Regions from separate parts of the Mus musculus genome. Here regions 2 and 3 are each linked to region 1. The links are chromatin loops, found by intact Hi-C in ENCODE. Cell type or tissue: left cerebral cortex. All regions are shown on one strand. Each heading gives the region's core, and the rest is flanking DNA. Links, peaks and the distances in the headings are about the cores only.

Region 1 (5,482 bases), core at 291-5,290:
TGAGTTTAGCCTAAGGAAAAGCTTGAACATGGGATGAAATCTAAATACAAAATGGAATTTGTAATGTTAGGTTGGGCCGTTCACAGATTACTATGATATTTTTGGTTCTGATTTTCTAGTCAACAATATATACTGTAGGTAATATAGTTGGTCTATAGTTTGAACACATGTTGGAAAGAATTGGTCATTTAGAAGGCTTCCAAGGTTAAGGCAGGCCTGCATTCTAGTCCGGTTTAGTTTTATTAGAAGTGCTGACTCGAGAGCATCAATGTGAGACGAGGCCCTTGGTCCTATGAAGGCTCGATGGCCCTGTGTAAGGGAATGTGATGGCAGAGAGGAGGGAGTGGATGGATGGGTGGGGGCACACCCTCATAGAAGCAGGATGAAGGGGGATGGGATAGAGGGTTTCTGGGGGGAAATGGGGAAAGGGATAACATTTGAAATGTAAATAAATAAAATTCCCAATTAAAAAAAAGGAAGTGCTGATTCAAATCTTCTTAGCGATGACATATTTTCACTAGATTCCCATTTTTATTCAATACTTTTACTTCCAAGGAAAAGTCTTCTTCCTCATTCAGAGTTATCAGTGACTATGTATCTCTAGCTGATTGGCAATATTTGGATGATGGCTCTGTGTTACCAATGATTTTGCTATGATTTACATAGACAAACTAAAGAGTTTTGGGTAGAGAAGGGAGGCTGGAACAGAGATGGCAATATCCTGTTAGCTGTCTATTTAATAGGAAGAGTACTAAGTTCTTAAGAGTAGTTAGTAGAGTTACTTCCTGCTTGTTCTGAGAGGAGGCGTGGGCAGTAATTAGGGAAAAAGTTGGTAACATTTCCAAGATGTTCAGAAAACCAAAACAGAACCTACTGAATTTTTATTTGTTTGTTTTTTATTTTGTTATTATTTTTTTACAAAGACTTTAAGCCTTTCAATTGAACACAATGGTATTTATTGGCTAGACGTGGCCTGACATTTTGGTAATGATAATTTAAGTTGTGCAGATTGAGCTAATTAACACCTGTCTCTGGAGTATGCTTGTTCCTCCTGTTTATTTTCTTAGTGACTCATGACAAAAAAGAGAGATGCATACCTAAAAGACACTACCAGAAGACTGTGAAAGTCACAGACCTAGATATTATATTTCTATTGTGAACTTGAAATAGCAGAAATTTGCACTAAGAAACTATGTCAGAGCAGACCCTCCCTTTACTCTTCCTGCTTTCTTCTGATATCATAGCTCAGAAAGCTGGTATTTTAGAATGTCTTTTTTCTTTTTTTCTTTTTAATTTAGGATACATTCTTTGGTAACCAGACAAAGATGTATTCTGAGACAAAAATGAGCTTTCTGGGTAAGAGGATGAGTCCTTGGATAGTAAGCAGAGAGTCTAAAGGAAGTCTCTTGGTCACTGTTCTATTGTTGTGAAGATACATCATGATGTCAGCAACTCTTATAAAAGAAAGCATTTAATTGGTCCTTGCTTACAATTTCAGAGGTTTAGTCCATTATCGTCATGGTGGAGACCATGGTGGCATGCAGGAAAACATGTGCTGAAGAAGTCGTTGAGAGTTCAACATCTGGATCCCCAAGCAGTAGGAAAAGTAAGATACTGTGCCTGGCTTGAGTTTTTAAAACCTCACAGGCCATTTCCAATGACACACTTCCTCTAAACAATGCCACACCCCACACCGACTTTAACAAGGCCATATCTCCCAATCCCTCTCAAGTAACACCATCCCCTGATGAGGAAGAAGCATTTAAATATTTAACCCTGTAGGGGCCATTTTTATTCAAACAATGACAAGAAGGAAATAATTTTACAAAGTGAAATTATTGATGGAAAAATATCAAGATTAGGTATTTCTGAGTTCCCTCTAGGCAAAGCCCTAACATTGCAAAAAACAATAATTAAAAAAAAAATTAACTTAGTGGTTTTGGTACTTGTAATATGAATGGGAATGGAATACATATTTTTCATTTAGTGTGAAATTCTTCACAATTACATCAAGTTCTTTTATTATAGTAGCCCTTTGGAGAAGTCTGATGCATCATTTAGCACTAGGTGCCACAAGGGTAGAATATGAAGGGACTGTAAATTCACCTTTTCTGTGGATATTCTGTACTTACTCATTACTGCAGCTTTGGCAGACGGAAAAGCATCCCACTAGAGTAATTCTGAATATTTGTCTAGCCATCAGTGACAATGGAGTGGTACAGGAGGGAATAAGAACTGCCAGGTAGTCAAAAGCCGGACTCAGAAATAACCTACTGCTTTACTTAAAACATAAGGCAAGGTGACCTCTTATAGAAGGAGGACCAATGCTTGGAATTTCCTGGGTTATTAATTCGATTGGTTTTAATAATTACACTATGGATTCGAGGTTGGGAAAATCAACAATTTAGAACTGTATGCCAAGTGATGGAATGAATGGGTTAAATAGGGAGTATGGCTGGCAGAGCTTCCCTTTCCAGAACATTCACAGCAGAAATCTGCCTCTGTGCTAAAACTGCTGAGGAGGCAATAGTGTCATCTAGTGGCAAATTTAGAATGGTTTCACATTTTAAAAAAATTAGAAAGGCTAGAGTTGCCTTAGAAAAGACATTTACAAATTTGTTCAGATGATATCTGTTTTAAGCTCCATACTTTGACCAGGCAACGAATAACCATATTTTTTACTATTAAGAACTTAATTCTTTTCCCACAAGAGAGACAAACTCATCATATACCATACCCTGTTTCTAGTACCTTTCTTTAACAAAAAGTATCTGCTAGAAACCACATTACTATCAACAATAGAAAATTTGAAATAACAGCAGGTAATGAATAGACCAAAATCCTCTTTTAATACATTAGTAACTGTTGAATGATTCTACTTTATAATCATGACCATATTTTATTTTGTACCCAGCCTCAAGCTATTTCAAGCTTTTCATCTGTTAGGAATGTTTGTCCTTGAAGGAACTTACATTTCATGTTGCTGTCAAGGCTTGACTGTGAAATATGCCTCCACAGATTTCTGTTTTAAAATGTTGATCTCTGACTGGTGGCTTTGTTTTGGAAGATTGTAGTAAATGTGGCAGGTGGGACCTATCTGGAGGATATGGAGGTATATCACTGTGGAATGAGACTTGAGAGTTTAGAATATAGTCCTGCCGCTGGTCTGATCTACTCAGATGTAAGTGAGTGGTCACCACATCCCCTGCCTGATCCTTTCACACTGCGAGCCAGAACAGAACTTTCCTCTTCATATTCCTTTCCCAGAATTTTAAATTCATTTCTAGTTTCTTGTTAAAAAAAAAAACCTAGCATTGTATTGGAATCAAATAGTTAATCAAACAGAATAGAGATCCCATATATAAACACTTGCAGCTACATGCAACTGATTTTTGATATGTTTTGGATTATTCACCAGAGAAGACTGTTTTGACATGAGTTTAAACCAACAGAAAATTTTAATATCCAACTTACAGACTATACTTGTTAGTATTTCCTCTAGGTTTTACTCAACAGTTACCTAGCAACCTCCCAGTACAGCCTGGCTCCAGTATAAGACTGTTTGGGTCTCTGTTCGCTGTTTAGGTCTCTCTCTCTCTCTCTCTCTCTCTCTCTCTCTCTCTCTCTCTCTCTCTCTCTCTCTCTCTCTCTCTCTCTCCTCCTCCTCCTCCTCCTCCTCCTCCTCCTCCTCCTCCTCCTCCTCTCCTCTCCTCTCCTCTCTCTCCTCTCTCTCCCCTCCTTCCTTCCCTCCTTCCTCTCTCTCTCTCCCCCCCTCTCTTTCCCTCCATTCCTCCCTCCTTCTCTCCATCTTCTTCCTCTCTCCCCTGTTTCCTGTGTTCCCAACTTGCCTCTTCCCTTCTTTCTCTCTCCTCACTCTTTCTGTACTTCTCTGTCTCCTTTCTTTCCCTGCCTCAACCCCCTTCCCCAGACCCCTTTCTCAAATGCCAAATAAATTTCCTTTTATACTAGACCCATCATTCTATGGCTAGTATCCCAGGGAGGGTGCCTCAGCATGGGCCCACTAAGGCACCCATTCCCACCCCATTGACAAGTCTGCCTGCCACTCAGACTTACTTTCTAGCCACCAGATCAAAACACTGGTGAATTGGTAAGTGCACCTCCCCCTTCAGGCATAAATGGTCCCTAGTCCCAAGGGAATGACTATTGAGCTCTAAGCATCCCTATGGTGTCCTTCAGGACAGAGGAATCCTAGCCATGGTCTATGACTGGCCCTTCTCAATGACATCTCCCCTCTCCTTTTGGAGCTCTTCCCTTGGATGAGATTTCTCTCTTATCAAAACAAGGCTCCTCCCTTTTCTCCTGAAGTATATTCTATTGAGTTTTCCATGTTTCTCAGGCATCTACCACAATTGGTACCTGGTTACCACATCATGGTCTGGTAAGCCAACCTGTATCACATGTGTTCTGTTATTATTTTTCTATTCTCAAGATGCTGCAAGCAATAGAATGTAATAAACTTTTTTCTCACCTATGGGTATCATGGTGCCTTCATCCATACCTTCAGCCTCCCCACTGGGATGCCTCCTGTAAAACCTCAAACATCTGAAACTATTTTCCAAACCCATACACTATTACAGTCAAAATTGACCCCAATACCCAATAGATAAAGACTCTAAATGGCTGCCTAATGGCACCTTTGATCCCATTATTTTAAGGAACCTTTATAACTACTGCCATCAACTCAGAAAATTAAAAGTAGGTTTCTTACATGCAGCCTTCACATTTTCTCTTTGTTCCTTCTGATCGCCAATTGAACTCCTCCTAGCTATGAAATCTCAACCAGATGAAACTTCCACTATCCTTGATCCAGCTAATGAACTTCCTCCTTATTGTTCCCAACCCACCTCTACAAGCTCTTCTTCTCTCCTTGCTTCCTCAGTTTACCTTACTGCCTCAGCCTCCTCAGCTTCCTCTCCTCCCCTCTCCCCCCAGCTTCTCCAGACTCGTCCCCTCCCTCTCCAGCTACAGGTCACTCTAGCGATCCTATCCTAGCACCAACTTTCAGCCCTCCAGCCCTCCAACTGCTCATTCAGGACTGCTCAGGACTATTGAAGCTGCTGCTGCTGCTGCTGCTGCTGCTGCTGCTGCTGCTGCTGTTTCTTCTTCTTCTTCTTCTTCTTCTTCTTCTTCTTCTTCTTCTTCTTCTTCTTCTTCTTCTTCTTCTTCTCTTCTTCATCTTCTTCTTCTTCTCCTCCTCCTCCTCCCCTCCTCCTCCTTCCCTCCTCCTCCTCCCCTCCTCCTCTTTCCTCTTCCTCCTCCTCCTTCCTCCTCCTCCTTCTTTCTTTCTTTCTTTCTTTCTTTCTTTCTTTCTTTTTCTCTTTCTTTCCTTCTTTCTTCTTCTTCTTCTTCTTCTTCTTCTTCTTCTTCTTCTTCTTCTTCTCTTCTTCTTCTTCTTCTTCTTCTTCTTCTTCTTCTTCTTCTTCTTCTTCTTCTTCTTCTTCTTCTCCTTCTCCTTCTCCTT
Region 2 (5,482 bases), core at 249-5,248, 300 kb before region 1:
TGAATATTAATGAAGTATAGTAAGTGGGCTTCTGGCACTAGAGGGAATAGATTTCTTGAGAAAAATCTCTATAAAAACAGTAATGATCACTTTGTATATTTTCAACACTACATATTACGAGAATCAGGCCTTTTAATTCTCAAACAAAGCTAAGGTTCAAATATTGATAGAGAATTGGCATGCTATATCCATGTGTGCACACAAAAGCATTTATTATATCTGGTTTCTGGGAATAGCATCTCAAGTAAAATAATGGTATATTGTCAGATTTATGATGAAGATAAATATTAAAAGATTCAGAAAGCTTTGTTTTCAACACGCCCTTAAAAATTAGTATTTTTTCTCACAATTTAATGAGGGTATATAATGGCTTCTTCCAGTGTAAAATTTGCAAAGGAATCAGAAACTCCCCTGATACAGTTGTTTTAAAAAGATGTATAATTATCTTTTCATACACTATACAATCAGTTTACCTCTATTTAAATATTGAAAAATAAGCCCAGTGTTGGATTACAATTATTTCTCACACTGTACCAAAGTGAAAAGCAAAAACTAAATCAACGAGAAAGAAAAGAGTAAATAAGAGAAAGCTAGAAAACAGAAAAGAGAGACCAACAAAGTAAGGATAATCACACTAAAAATTAACTCATTGATTTGTTTTCCAGTATCCTTTATTGAGGAGATGTTTCTTTCTGTATTAAAAAATCCCTACCTTAGACATTATCCAGTAGGCAGAGAGGCACTTTGGTTTACAAGCTATCTAATCTTCTCCATTACATGCCCTCTTCCTCTCCCTCTCCTCTCTGCCCTTCCTCTCCTCCCCTCTCTCCTAGACCTCACTTTCTCCCTCTCCTCTCCTCCCCTCTCTTTTCTCTCTCCTCTCCCCTCCCCTCCCCTCCTCTCCCCTCCCCTTCCCTCCCCTCCCCTCCCCTCCCCTCCCCTCCCCTCCCCTCCTCTCCTCTCCTTTCTGTTCTCTCTCTCCCTCTTCCTCCCTCTCCTCTCTCCTTCCCTTTCCTCTCTCCTCTCCCTCCCTCTCCTCTCTCTGTCCTTCTCCCTCCCTTTTTCTCTCTCCCTCTCCTGTCTCCTCTTCCTGTCCTCTCCCTCCCTGTCCTCTCTCATCCCCTCTCTTCTCTCCTATCGCTCCCTCTCTCCTATCCCTCTCTTCTCCCCTCCATCTCCCTCTCCTCTCCTTTCCTCTCCCCTCCCCTCCTCTCCTCCCCTCCCATCCCCTCCCCTCCCCTCCCTTCCTCTCCTCTCCTCTCTCTCCTCTCTTTTCCCTCTCTTCTCCCTCTTCCTCTCCCTCTCTCTCAGTCAACAATACCATCTCCCATCTCATCTCATCTCATCTCATCTCATCTCATCTCATCTCATCTCATCTCATACATGATAACATCTCATCAATTATCTATCTCCTGTCTTGATCTATGGTGGAGGAAACTGCTCCCACACAGTCATTTTTTTCATGCTTGCCATTACCATTTACCCTTCACTTACTTTGTTCTGTACATTTTAGAGATTCCACATAGTAACTCAGTAGATTTTGATTGGAATTTTCATATTTATTTCAGAACTATAAGCCTTAAATTATTTTCTATGTCCTGAGAATAACTTTGTAATGTTTTGTTATTTTTGTTGATAACCATGTCATTTATGAATATTCTAAGTGCTATCTCTGTCTTTTCAACACTTGTACATTCTCATTTATAGTTTTTGTTATCTTACTCTGTTAAGTAAAATGAATGAAATGTAAAGAAAAAGGTATTTTGTATTTCTAAGGGACAAATAATATTATATTATTAACTTAGTGTTGGCTTCTTTATCTTTTTGTTTTGAATTCTAAAACATGATTTTCTATCACATGTAAGTTCTATTTATGATACTTTTCTTTTGGCATCCATATCAATATTTTTCTTATTTTTTTTACTTCATTTTTACTTGACTTTATTATTTTACTTCAAAACACAGCAGTCATGCTAATTTTTAATATGTAACTAACATTTTTACCTTACCATAAATTTTTATTGGACCCTTTTGTTTTTATTTGTCTACTAAGAATATAATGATTTAATCCTCATAGAGATGCCAGAGACGGTGCTAGTTGCTAAAGCTATGTAAATTAACAAAATCAATATTAAATAGCTAGAGGATAGATAAGGAACACATTGTTAAAATAGGATTTATGAGTGTTTATGAAAGTGTGAAGAAATTTGGGTAAAGAAGACAGTTCAGGAATATTAAAATTTTGATTTCAGACTTTGATAAGGTGGTCAGGGAATGAGTAAATGAGGCAACATGTGCAAAATATCTAAAAGATGTGAAGGTATATTAAATAAAACATCATAACAGAATTCTTTTCTTTAATAGAAGACAAAATGGCAAAAAAAAAAAAAATCTATACCAAGGTAAACCACTAAGACAAAGACGGAAATTGGATAAATAGCAATATAGGGGATTTAAGGAAGAAGCAGCCTTCATTACCAAGTGTGAGATGTGTCAATAAGAAGGGTAAAAGAGAGGTTGAAATTTCATAGAACAGTTAATATGAAACAGTTGCCTGAAAGTTGAGATGATAAGCTCCCAGCTACTCAGGGACCATGAAGTTGCCTTTTGATGATTGCCTGCCCAGTGGTCTAAAGCCCGTTCACTAAAGCTGCGGGGCAGCATGCTAAAACCTAGAAGCCCCTGAGGCCTGATGCGGAATTATGTTGCTCCAAGGAGTCTTCAAATTTCAAAAGGAAGACCACAGAAATCAATTTGTGTATTAGACAAATCTCAGTAATCGATGGCGGTCTTAGCATTATCTTCAGAAGTGGGAAATGAGAGATTATTGGCTCAAGTTAAAATATTAATAAACATATACATCCTTCACCTCTTTTAAAAGTGCCACTTCAGTTTCCAGTTTAGCCTTTGCATTTTAACAGAATAGAGCCCAGCTAATTTTCTCCTATCATATTATAGATGGAAATGCATCCCTTGGTGGCACTGAGAGATCCTTGACAGGAATTCACAGGGCTAAGCTTCTTCCATATGCTCATTCCTTTTGCATACCTGGCCTAATGTCAGGGAGAATGAATCACTATTTGAATTGTAAGTGAAAGTTTTCTTGAGTGTCTATTAGTTCTATATACTTTTTATGTAGAAATGATTAAAATTATTGTTATTTGGATGCTACTTGTTCCTACATGTTACTGAGCTGAAAATTTAAACATTTAATGCTGTTTCAGAAATTTCAATAAACATCACATCAAAATGAATGTTATTTAGTATATCTCATGATCACAATATTATTTAGTAAATCAGAATCACTGACATTAGGCTTCAAATGTAAAAAGGACCCTAATATTAGTGGATATATGACTCCTTATAAAGTAGACGGTAATTGAAATATGAACAAAAATAGTTCAAACAGTATACTAGATTATAACTCAAATAATTAAAAATTCAAACATATTGTCTTTAACATTATTTTAAACATTTATTTCTTTAAATAATGTACAGAAGTCAGCTTGTTATAAAATCTGTGGTTTGCCATCACAATCATAACCTCAGCACTATTGAAGTCACAACAGAAATACAGTTTAGATCTTTGAACACAGCAGGTAGGCAATAACACCTACCAAAACAAGAACAGAGACCAAATCCACAAAGTCCACATTTCTGGGAAAGTCTCAGAAGGTTCTCATTTTGCTTTTTGGCTTCTGCAGTTCTGCCTTCAGCTAACTGTTCTTGATAGCTAAAGTGTGTCAAGTCAGGTTGTGTGTTTTAGGTGGGCTTAAGAGCCCACCCTGAAAAGGAAAGGCTCAGGGCTACATTGGGGTCCCAAAACCCAGGAGTAGTCCCTGGCTGCCAAATAAGGATTCTCTTGGTTTGTACCTGTACCTGTATACTAGTTAGTAGTCTTCTCTGGTGGATGTTTTACAGTGCCATGTTTTTCATGGCATTGACAAAATAGTGTACTCCAATGATGGACAGGTTATGACCTTAAATATTTTAGTCATTGCTACAATACTGTACTTAAATCACTTTCTAATTCAAAAGAAAAATAAACAAGTTAAAAGAACCTTCCATGTTGGGAGGCATTCTTTTGTCCTCTTACCTTTATAGTCAATTAACAATCTCACCAGTTAGATCCCAACTAAAGACCCCAGATTCCCATGATTGAGAACCCAACCCTTTCATCGTCTTTTAGCAGATTCTGATGTACAGAACCATGATGTTTTAAGACCTATCTGTAAACTAGGGGACATAAATAACATAGTGCTTAAATAAGTATCACAATGAGAAATTATGACAAGTAGCTGATTAGAATGTTCATCGGACAACTTACCACACCACTGAATTTTCAGTGAACACCTCTGACATAGAAACATGGTCAAGACCACCACTGCATTGACTTTCATCTATTGGCTTCTTATGAACCATGTTACAGCTAAATGATTATTGAGAGTAGATTTGAAATGTATTTGAAAGGCTATTTACTGTGAATCTTTTCAGAAAACATTGCATTTTTATCTTAAACTTACCTATTACTATTTAAGATACAGATAGTTTGTTAGAATTATATTGCAAATTACAGAATATTCTGTACTGGTCAACATGACTTAGCAAAAAGAATGTTTTGATTAATTAGCTTGTTTCCTCAAGGCAGAAAGCTAATTGCTTCATTAATGATTAGAACCATACACTTCTAGCTGTGATAAATAATCCCACAGGGTAAAGGAACAGCCAGGGGGAGGCATGTTTCAAATGTGGAAAAATAACAACAAAACAAAAGTTTTAGGAGGAAAATGTTTGAGGCATATTAAGTCTGGTCTGATTTCCAAGCGCATGTAAGTTTTTTCTAGATCCCAGATTGCTTACTTACATGGTGTCTGGAGATTCAGTCGAAGTTCTCACCTATCCTTGCAATACATACTTTCTTGATATAAACCACCTAAATTGAATGACTTGCTCCCTCGTGACCTTCAGAGATTTGCTCAAAACTTTGATCATTCATTTATTTGTTCATTCATGTACTTGTACATTTGCTTGTTGGTTGCAATATCCACTGCCTAACAGATTGTCTTAAATTTAGCTAAAAATAACAATTTACTGTTGTCTCATAACTTGAGTTTACTGGACTCAATGGGGCAGCTCTCTCTGCAGGCAGTTGTGGCTAGGAGATGCTCAGACCTGTGGCAGTTGAATGAACTAGGTTAAGCTGGATGCGCAGAAAAGAGTCTTCACCACAGGCATGGAACCTGAGCTAGCATGTGCCTGCCGGGGAGTCTGAGGTTTATAGAAGAAAAGAATCAGAGATATTTTGTATCCATCAGTACTTAAACCTGCTTTGGATACATTTGCTTTCAAAATTCCCCTTTGATAATTATACCACAGTGAGGATTTTCAGTATGACTCTGAACAAAGTTCAAAATAAAATACAAAATTACACACCAAGACAACAGAAGAATATCAACAAAGTACCTTAAGACTTAGAATCGTT
Region 3 (5,482 bases), core at 249-5,248, 100 kb before region 1:
GTAGTTTTACATCTGAAATGGTACCTAAAACTAGATAATCATATATTTGCAGTTAAACTATTGTCCAAAAGCATTTGATGTTCAAAAGTCACAACTTCACATGGGATCCAAAGAGGATACCTAGAACTATTATGTTTTAACTTAATTATTTATATTTTATTTACTTTGTGATGGGGCACTGTATGACATTACTTTCACGTATATTGGCATACACATTTCACACAATAGTGCACAATGTGTTATAGCAGAAAGAAAAATACTTTAACATAGATGCTACACAAAACTCAGTACAATGTGAATGTGTGAATGTTTCTCTCTGTGCTAATAACAAATGAATATTTCTTTAGTGCTCACATGTGTTGTTATATTAAACATTTTAGGCTACTTTATAACTATGGGGTTCTTTTGGTTTTTTAACACATTTTTATTAGATATTTTCTTTATATACATTTCAAATTTCAAATGCTATCCCGAACGTTCCCTATACTCTCCCCCCGCCCTACTCCCCTACCCACCCACTCCTGCTTCTTGGCCCTGACGTTCCCCTATACTGGGGCATATAAAGTTTGCAAGACCAAGGGGCCACTCTTCCCAGTGATGGCTGACTAGGCCATCTTCTGTTATATATGCAGCTAGAGACATGAGCTCTGGGGGTACTGGTTAGCTCATAGTGCTGTTCCACCTATATATTGCAGACCCACCCCCCCAGCTCCTTGGGTACTTTCTCTAGCTTCTCCATTGGGGGCCCTGTGTTCTGTTTTATAGATGACTGTGAGCATCCACTTCTGTATTTAAAGAAGGAAACAAGACTGTTTTGCACAATAGATGTCATGTTCTAAACACAATAAGTGAAATCTTATTCGAATGATGTTTCCTTAAAGAACTGTTATTTTTAAGGGATAATAATCTTTCAATACAAAATTTAGCAGCACATTCATTTAGTGACTGTGCATTAATTCCTGTCAATGAGGAGACATTATTGCTACAATCCTTTTTTATATAGTATGGCATTAATTCACCCTCCTCAAATTATACAGCCTTCAGCCTGAGGTGCATCATTCCAATCCTCCACGTCTGAGATAATGCAAATTACAATCTACAGATATCTACAAGGACAATGTTCATGCAAAAACACTAACTGGATGGAAAATCCAAGTTAATTCATCATGATTTCTAACAATGAAAAACTGTCCCCAGATTGACAGATGTCACATAGAAATAAAAGCTAAGATCAAATAATATAAATAGTTTGCTCAATAATGTGACTTAAAAATTCGTGATTACCTCTACAGATATGATTTTCTCCTAAAACAACATAGAAGGAAATATTTTTCTATCTTATACTAATGACTATTAAAGTATATTTGAATAAAATAATTCAACAACTTATTAAAATGATACTGATAATGACTGTGTCTCAAAATCTTTACACTGTTTATGATTGTCAGAGAAAGTATCTAAATAGAGGTCCAAATTACATCTGTCACATCTCTGGATTGGGGGGTGGGTAAGACGAGGAAAACCTCATACTATTCTAGCAAATGTAATCAGTATGAGTCATTGGTTCATTGCTAAAGAGTCCTGAGGAGACTAAGCTGAGAAACACATGTAGCAAACCTCATGCCAGCAATTTCACATCTGGATTATTGTAAATGACTTAATAGTCTGTGTTCCTGATGCAAAATTTGTTATCAAAATTAAAAGTCTTTCATCTCAAATAAGTACAGTCAATTAATAGAATGGTGCTTTCTTGGCTGATTTATGTTGACTGCCGAGCAAGTTAAAAATACCACATGAAAAAGCCAATAAATATATCTTCTTAAATTAGAGAAAGGTCACTCTCTGTCAATTCACATGGTGACTAAATAGCTCACTAATTTTAAAAGCTGTTTCTGTTAACAACATAATAAACTCAGTATCTGTGTCCATTAATTGTACTTGAAGTCTACCAGATTAAAAAAAAGCCAGAATAAAAGTCATTTAGAAGACAATATTTAGCTCACAATGAAACTTGTATGAGTGGATATATATCATATGCTAGACTTACGACAGGGTGATTTTAAAGAGAGACAAGCATAAAACAATATTGTCTTAGTGGAAAGAGATTTTTGTTTTGACTTTGTCTATATGTTTTACATTAGTGGGCCTATAATACTTATAGTTTAGCAATCATGGATTTTGTCCTAAGAAAAATTGAAGCCAATAGCCTCCTTCCTGGCTATACATGCTATTTCTGGGAAAGTACACACATGCCTACAAAAATCCCTTACTAGGTCATGGAACATAAGGCAGGTTCATTTATTTCTTAACAATAGAGATATATATATTTTTGTCAGTGTGACCAGTTTCACCAGTGAAATACCTGAAAATCTAAGACATTTTAGAGTCAGATATGTTCCCCCAAAACACCATATGGTTTCTCAAACACTATGTATAAAAAAAATCAGGTATGTTTAAGAGCTGTTTCATAAATAATGCCACTAGTGATTTAAAAATAAGGATAACAAGGGTACTAAGTATGTAACTCAATGTTAGTGCTTCTATTTGATTTCCTCCCATATGTTGAGTTCAAGGAACACAGAACTATCTTCATACCTTGAACAATCATCAGAAATCAATGCTTCAAGACTTGAGAAAAAGATATGTGACAACTTTGTGACAGAAAGTAATGAAACCAATTTCTCATCGAGCATTTTACTAAGAGAGAAATGAAATCCAATGCTAGAATAATAATACTAACATTAAAGGAAGTGAATTTGTGTTAAAGGGTGAGACAGGAGGAGGGTTGAGTGGCAGAAGTGACATAATGTTCATATATGACATTCACAAAAACCTGTAAAATAAGATGCAGGTAAATAATTGTAATCTACCATCTATTTGTTGATTTTTGTATTACATAATAGTTGTTCACTTACAAAGTGATAAGGAAATGAATAGGAATGTCTACATTTTATGGCTGTTTTGACTATATCTGTACTCCAAGTTCTTATAGAATAAATGCTATGAGGTCTCATTGTTCCTCATCCACCATATCATTGAATGACACTGGAAAAGTCTCTTGACTCCAGTAAGAGTTTAAATCCAGTAAATAAACCAGAGTGTGCTAAGTGATATACAAGATGCTTTAAAAACCAAAAGGAAAGAAACATCCATATTCTGGGAATCAGTTTTAGTGCTTAAATAGTGAATCCTGCCTCAAACGCTTAGTTACAATCATCTAGTACTTTTGACTTCTAGAGGTTAACAGCTGAGGAGAAAGGATCCAATGCATTGCGGTTGGCACATTAAGGACAATATCTCACTTCCAATCATCTTTATCCCTTAGAATTTGTTTTATTGGTTATTCTAACTCCAGCCACATTAAAGATTTTCATTTTAATAACAAACAGCAGATAATAACATGTTTAAAATTATGTACACATGTCTTTTTCAGAATATGTGTGACTAAAGAACCAAAAAACAAGCTACAAGCTGTTTGTGGCCTAAGATATGCAATGAATTAATTTTTTGTGCTGGCACCTACTGTAATTAGAAATGGTTCTGTGCATCATGATTAAACCAGTAACTATGGTAACAAGTGAAAGGAAGGATTAGTGCAAAAGGAAAAAGCCTGAATAAATCAATGATGAGCTATTTTTTTAAAAATCTATTTATTTTAAAAAGTCTGTTATAAACAGAATGATCTATAAACTGCCTAACCATTTTATTATAATCCCCTACCATACATTGATAATAGATTATAATATATTGTTCCTTCAACGCATTCACACAGACTAGCAGACTGAGCAAATCTGAATTGTTATTACATTTAGAGAGCATGGAGTTCTTTAGAATTATGATCAAGGGAGCACGCTTATAAATATGCAGGCTTTCAAAAGGCTGAAGGAAGAAAATGACAGAGCAAGAAATTTAAGCAAAGAATTCAGTGCTTAGAATATTAGCCTTTTTACCACAAATTTCAGCAAAACCACCTGTCTTGTTATCGGCTGAAGTAATTGGTTATAATTATGAGACAGCTAACATGAACAGAAAAAAAAAGAAAAGCAATGCACTTCATAGCAGTGTGTTCGCTAACCCTGTTCTATGGGTCTTTTCCACTGCCGTCTTTAGATATAGATCTACAATTTATATACTTCAGGCATCCCAACTACATAGCCTCTGTCTGTATTTCTTATTCTAAACCCATGAGGTCATATGAGAAATAATTAAAGTTGTTTCAGTGCAATGCCCATACTCTGGGACCTACCTCTGGTGACCAACCTCCTCTGTATCAAATTCACCTGGTAAGCTTGCAAAGAAGCAAACCTAACTGCCCCATCATTGCAATCTGCCTACCTCTTGAATTGCAGATGTTATGCCTGCCTTTCCAGGTGAGTGGCCCAATAAATATTGACTGCCTCCACTCTTAGCACACTCCCAGGCTTAGCTCTGTACATGCAGCTCATGTACCCTTCCTTGGAGAGTTTTACAGAAACTTGATGTACCATCTCCATACTCCAAGGCATATTTTTTTTTTTGTTATGCAACCCCTGCATTGACCCACTTGGAAGCAGGCTAGAATCTCACACCAAAGACATAACCCATAGAAGAATTCCGAATGTCCAGGTCATATCACAAAAACACAAAGACAATAGAGACCAGGACATTATGTTTTCCCTTCTGCAAACCCATTAGTCCAATAGAAATGGTGTTCAATAAGAATCACCTGTGATAAACCTCAGGCTATAGAACTTAAAAAACAATTTATAAATATCATCAAAGAAGTCAAGGGCTTTAAAGAAGATGTGAACAAACACCTCAGTGATAAGAATAAATGCCTGAGTGATGCCTGAGCAAACAATTGGTTTTGTTTGTTTATAAGGAACTCTTTTCACCTTCAAGGATAAGCATCCATTTAAAGGGAAAGAACAGAAAAAGAAAGTATTCAAAGCAATGGGACTGGGAAAGAAGTAGGTAGGAATGTCACTACCCTAACATCTGACAAAATAGAATTTAAACTGCAAGTAATCAGAAGACATAGAGAAGGACACTTCTAATCAAGGGAACATTTAACCAAGAAGACATTACTATCCTAAATATAGACCGAAGTCTGGCACACCATTTCATAAAAAGCATTTTACTGGACTTTAAAACACAGACACAATAGTGGATGTTTTCACCAAAGTCATTTCTCCAGCAGAACAAAAACATAATCAGAAATATCAAATAAATTACTCTATGCATAAAAAGGATCTAACAGATAGCTACAGAGTGTTCTACCCAACACTAAAGAATTATATTCTATTCATAAACGCAAGTAAGCTTTAATAAACTAGATTCCATAGTAAAACACACACACACACACACAAAATCATAACAAGTTTAGGACAATTGAAATAACCTACAATGGCATCAAGCCTAAAGTCAATGGACAACAAATTTCTAGGATTTACTTCAATTCATACAAGTAAATAATACATTAATGAATGATGGGTGGGTCAAA

Evidence for each region. Peaks named below come from ENCODE experiments on the same cell type or tissue, not always from the same donor. Only the 100,000 strongest peaks of a DNase experiment are listed, where the experiment ranks them.
Region 2: it touches region 1 in a loop (4-fold over the local background); 2 of 42 quality-filtered maps call a loop at or near these places.
Region 3: it touches region 1 in a loop (4-fold over the local background); 7 of 42 quality-filtered maps call a loop at or near these places.

Annotation. Positions count from the first base shown.
Region 1 is chr8:54,733,876-54,739,357 of GRCm38, reverse strand. No RefSeq gene overlaps it. Among named protein-coding and RNA genes, the nearest start is that of Wdr17, 12 kb to the right of the region's middle. In left cerebral cortex, for the core only: a CTCF peak has its summit at 2,538 (motif pointing left); DNase peaks (open chromatin) are centred at 2,485 and 3,073.
Region 2 is chr8:55,028,847-55,034,328 of GRCm38, reverse strand. All of the region lies in intron 1 of Gpm6a (glycoprotein m6a), which reads right to left. Among named protein-coding and RNA genes, the nearest start is that of Gpm6a, 77 kb to the right of the region's middle. In left cerebral cortex, for the core only: CTCF peaks have their summits at 2,242 and 2,444; no DNase peak of the experiment used is centred there; H3K27ac peaks cover 1,855 bases.
Region 3 is chr8:54,834,817-54,840,298 of GRCm38, reverse strand. It overlaps a transcript of Gpm6a not described here. Among named protein-coding and RNA genes, the nearest start is that of Wdr17, 110 kb to the right of the region's middle. In left cerebral cortex, for the core only: no CTCF peak of the experiment used is centred there; no DNase peak of the experiment used is centred there; H3K27ac peaks cover 927 bases.